Regions from separate parts of the Homo sapiens genome. Here region 1 is linked to region 2. A link is a loop called in an ENCODE intact Hi-C map of the cell type or tissue named here. Cell type or tissue: HepG2. All regions are shown on one strand.

Evidence for each region. Hi-C counts contacts between places; a loop is a spot of excess contacts. Peaks named below come from ENCODE experiments on the same cell type or tissue, not always from the same donor. Only the 100,000 strongest peaks of a DNase experiment are listed, where the experiment ranks them.
Region 1: it touches region 2 in a loop (9-fold over the local background); 57 of 110 quality-filtered maps call a loop at or near these places.

What each region holds. Positions count from the first base shown.
Region 1 is chr17:43,118,220-43,120,719 of GRCh38, reverse strand. All of the region lies in intron 2 of BRCA1 (BRCA1 DNA repair associated), which reads left to right. Among named protein-coding and RNA genes, the nearest start is that of BRCA1, 5.9 kb to the left of the region's middle. RefSeq lists an enhancer at 659-763 and a silencer at 789-983. In HepG2, no CTCF peak of the experiment used is centred here; DNase peaks (open chromatin) are centred at 1,339 and 1,579.
Region 2 is chr17:43,023,102-43,025,601 of GRCh38, reverse strand. It overlaps RND2 (Rho family GTPase 2), which reads right to left and starts at 371. Exons shown (of 5, transcript NM_005440.5): 1 at 153-371. The coding sequence starts at 254. RefSeq lists a silencer at 408-547. In HepG2, CTCF peaks have their summits at 559 and 1,025 (motif pointing left); a DNase peak (open chromatin) is centred at 991; H3K4me3 peaks cover 342 bases.

The DNA of each region.
Region 1 (2,500 bases), 95 kb before region 2:
CATCTCGGCTCACTGCAAGCTCCGCCTCCCGGGTTCACGCCATTCTCCTGCCTCGGCCCCCCAAGTAGCTGGGACTACAGGCGTCCACCACCACGCCCGGCTAATTTTTTGTATTTTTAGTAGAGACGGGGTTTCACCGTGTTAGCCAGGATGGTCTCCACTTCCTGACCTCGTGATCCGCCCACCTCGGCCTCCCAAAGTGCTGGGATTACAGGCGTGAGCCACCGCGCCCGGCCTTAAGATTAATTTTTATGGTGTTTTACATTCATTTGTATGGAAAGTTCTAGGATAGGGATCATATTTCACTTCCTTTTAATATAGTACAGTATAGCACAATTTGCAGTTATGTCTTAATATGTGATCAGGAATGATCATGACTGGAAACAGTGTTATTTGTGGTAGCTATAGGGTAGGTAAGGTTTTCAGCCTGTTTTAGGTTTCTTGAACTAAAATTCCTTCTGCTGTCTTCTAAGTCAATATTGGCAGCTATTTCTGACAATTGGTAGTTCTTTGTAACTTTTTACCTATGACTATAACATTTTTGACTTTCAGAAGAATTTGCTAAAATGTGTTCCCCGGTGGGTTGTTGTTTTTCAACCTAAACCTAGCTGCTTTTTCCAGTCACTTATCCGTATTGGAAGCTCAAAATGCAAATATACAGTAGGCCTAAAATATTGCCTGGTTTGAAAAGTGTTTAAAATATTTGAATCATTTTTATAGTAAACATTTACTCTCATCAGGACCTAGAAGGGGAACATTTTAATTTTTTTTCTTTTCCCTTTTCACAGTCTTCCTTCAACATTCATTACCTTTTTACATATCGGAGTTTTCATCTGTTCAAAGTTTGTGTTTACAGTGTGTTTATATAGTTTAGATTATAATTACCATACTGAAATATAATTGTTTCAGAATTGAGTCAGTGGTGAGAATGAAAGCCATCTGGTATGATAACTGAATCCAATTTTTCTTTTACGGAGAATTTCTTTGAAATGTAGCTTATCTCAGAAATAGGGATTTAGTAACCAATCAGAGTTTTCTTTGTCAAGGTTGTTTTTCTTTTTAAAGTCACATTTGGTCCCAGTAATAATACCAATGTTGGTACAAGTTATCTCAGGTTGTGAAGCATTTTTCCCAAGTCATCTCAGGTTGTGAAGCATTTTCCCAAGTAGCATTTAATTTTATTCTTGCAATAGCCCAAGGAGTCTGGCAGGGTGAATGGCAAGAGAAGGAAACAGGTTCAGGTAGAGTGGTTAGCCCAAGGTGGCTCTGCTTATATACACAACTGGTAGTAGAAACCCAGCCTCCTGACTTAGTTCATTGTTTTTCTTTTCACTGCCCTGTGCTATGTCAAAAACCCCATGATTACAAGAGTTGTATTACAACCCTTCACAATAAGGTTACTGTCCACAAGCTTTTCTTGTGATCCTTTTCTTTTTTTTTTTTCTTTTTTTGAGATGGATTCTCTGTCACCCAGGCTGGCCCGCCTTGGCCTCCCAAAATGCTGGGATTACAGCGTGAGCCACCGCACCTGGCCCTTGTGATCCTTTTCTAAAAAGTTAAATATTTAAGGAAAAAACCACATTCTTGTCACACTGCCAGGTTAGTCGTTCTTTGATATCTTGCCTGGACTTTATCCAAAAAATCCGTTTCAAAAATTCACATTTAGAGCTAAGTGTAGTGGCTCACGCCTGTAATCCCGGTCGAGGCAGATGGATCACTTGAGGTCAGGACTTCAAGACCAGCCTGGGCAATATGGTGAAACCCCTTCCCTACCAAAAATACAAAAAAATTAGCCGGGTGTGGCAGCACGCGCCTGTAGTCCCAGCTACTTGGAATGCTGAGGCACAAGAATCACTTCAATCCGAGAGGCAGAGGTTGCAGTGAGCCAAGACCACACCACTGCACTCCAGCCTGAGCAGCAGAGTGAGTGAGACTCCATCTCCAAAAAAAAAAAAAAAGGTTCACATTCAGAAGAAAGCTAAAGGCCGGGTATAGTAGCTCACACCTGTAATCCCAGCACTTTGGGAAGCCGAAGCAGGAAGATTGCTTGATGCCAGGCATTCAAGACCAGCATGGGCATCATAGTGAGATCCTGTCTCTACAAAAATTAATTAACATTAAAAATTAAAAAGATGGCTGGCATGGTGGCTCACTCCTGTAATCCCAGTACTTTGGGAGGCCAAGGCATGGTGGTGCATGCCTTTAGTCCCAGCTACTCGGGAGGCTGAGGCAGGAGAATCACTTGAATTCAGGAGGCGGAGGTTACAGAGAGCCGAGATGGTGCCACTGCACTCCAGCCTGGGCGACAGAACGAGACTCTGTCTGAAAAAAAAAAAGAAAATTAAAAAGACCAGAATAAAGCTAAAGATTTAAAATAGCCTATAGGTTCCTACCAGAAGTTACCAGCTACCTCTCTGATAGTCTTTCCCTACAATATCCTCCTGGATTATTACATTTTAGCACCTTGACCTATCTGATGTCCTGCATACACAGGCATGGT
Region 2 (2,500 bases):
CCTTCCTGAGCCCTCAAGGCCTCCCCGCGTCCTCCGACCCCCTGTCTCTTGTCCCTGGTTACCCGAGTACCCATTCCCATCCGTCGCCAGGGCCCCTGTCACCCACCCCCCAGCAGCCTTAGCGTCCCCCTCCCAAGACGCAGGTCCCTCACCCCGGGATAGGCGTCCTTGGCGAACACCTGCAGCAGCGCCGTCTTGCCGCACTCTGCGTCTCCCACCACCACGATCTTGCAGCGGCCGCTCTGCCCCTCCATGGTCCCGGCTACGCGCCGGTCCCCCACGCCACCCCTCTCCCGGGCCCCGCCGCCGCCTCCCCCGCCCCTGCAACTGCAGCCGCTCGGGCCGCCAACACCGGCATCTCGCGGGCCCGCGCCGAGCCCCCGCCCCGGGTCCGCGGCCCCCCCTCCGCCCCGCCCCCAGCCAGGCGGCCGCGCCCCCCCGGCCCCTCCTCCCACCCCCGCAGCCGGGGGGCGGGGCCCAGAAGATCTGGGCGGAGCCCTGGGAACAGAGGCCTCAGAGCCGGGGTCCAGCCCGCCGGTGTGGTCTGAGGGGCCCCTGCCGGTTTGGGACAGGCCGAACTGGGCTTATTTGACTTTCTCGGATATAAGGGCAGGTCAGAGTTCAAGCGAAGTTCTTAGGGGTAGAATATGAGCGGCACAAGCGCGAAGCTCGGGCCTGCTGTGTACCCACGCGTGCACGCAGGTGTACCAGTGCGGACAAGAGCTGGGGCAGCCATCCACTTCCTGAACACGGCGGGAGAGAGATGCTAAGGGGAAGGAGGGAGCCTCTTTGGTTTTCTCTCCCGCGTCCGCCTATGTCCTGGCAGGGGGTCTTGGGGAAATGGGAGGGTGAACCCCAGCACACCCACCCGGACGGTGGTGACATCATAGCTTTCCGTCCCCATGGCAACGGGCAGCCGGGTCTCCGGTTACATTGACTTAACCGCCGGCCTAGACTAGCAGAGAAGCGTGGACTGAGTTCCTCCAGCCAAGCACTGGGTGGAAAGTTTTGGGGGAGCTGCGTCCTCTGGTGGATGCTTGGGGACAAGGAGATAAGGAAGAGAAAGAACCAACCGCCAGAGTTGCTCTGCTGGAGCCAGAGCTAAACCCAAAAGTCAGGCTTGATTAAGAGTCTGACAATAGGCCGGGCGCGGTGGCTCACGCCTGTAATACCAGCACTTTGGGAGGCCGAGGCGGGCGGATCAAGAGGTCAGGAGATCGAGACTATCATCCTGGCTAACACGGTGAAACCCGCACGGTGGGCGCCTGTAATCCCAGCTACTCAGGAGGCTGAGGCAGGAGAATGGCGTGAACCCGGGAGGCGGAGCTTGCAGTGAGCCGAGATTGCCTCACTGCACTCCAGCTTGTGCAATAGAGTTTCGAAAAAAAAAAAGTGCTTTTTTATATCGAGGCAATTCGAGTCAATAATATATGCTGCAAATAATTCTGTAAAGATAACTAGAAGCTGGGCGCGGTGGCTCACGCCTGTAAACTCAGCACTTTGGGAGGCCAAGGCTTGCTTGCGTGCAGGAGTTTGAGGCCATCCTGGGCAACATTAGCGAGACCCTCTCTCTAGAAAAAAAAATCAAAACTTAGCTAGGTTTGGCCACTCTAGGCACGCTGCCTATGGGGTAGCCCTGCTCTGCAAAGAGCAGTAAAACATAAAGTTAGCCGGGCGTGGTGACACATGCCTGTGGTCCCAGCTATTCAGGAGGCTGAGGTGGGAGGATTGCTTGAAGCCGGGAGTTTGAGGCTGTAGGGAGCTGTGATCGCCCCACCTCGCTCAGCCTGGGTGACAGAGTGAGACCCTGTATCAAAAAAATAAAAATATAAATATAACTAGAGCACGCAGCATCATCACTATGTTACAGAAGGGAAAATGAGGAACAGAACGTTAACACCAAAGTCAGAAAGTTTTAAAGGCTTGGTCTCCATGCTTCTACTTTGCCACTGCAAGACCACAGTGAATTAAGTCTCATCCCTGCCTGGGTTAGATGTCAGAGCCTGAGACACAATGTAGTTGGACTCCAGTCCACAGGTGGCTGACTCCAAATCTGATATGAGTTAACTCCAAATCTGATGTAAGTTCAAGTTTTGGGACTGTTCCTTAACTTTTTTTTTTTTTTTTTGAGACGGAGTCTCGCTCTGTAGCCCAGGCTGGAGTGCAGTGGCGCGATCTCGACTCACTGCAAGCTCTGCCTCCTGGGTTCATGCCATTCTCCTGCCTCAGCCTCCCAGGTAGCTGGGACTACAGGCGCCTGCCACCACGCCTGGCTAATTTTTTGTATTTTTTAGTAGAGACGGGGTTTCACCGTGTTAGCCAGGTGAATCTCCTGACCTCGTAATCTGCCCGCCTCGGCCTCCCAAAGTGCTGGGATTACAGGCGTGAGACACCGCGCCCGGCCTTTTTTTTTTTCGAGATGGAGTCTCCCTCTGTAGCCCAGGCTGGAGTGCAGCGGCATGATCTTGGCTAACTGCAACCTCCGCCTCCTGGGTTCAAG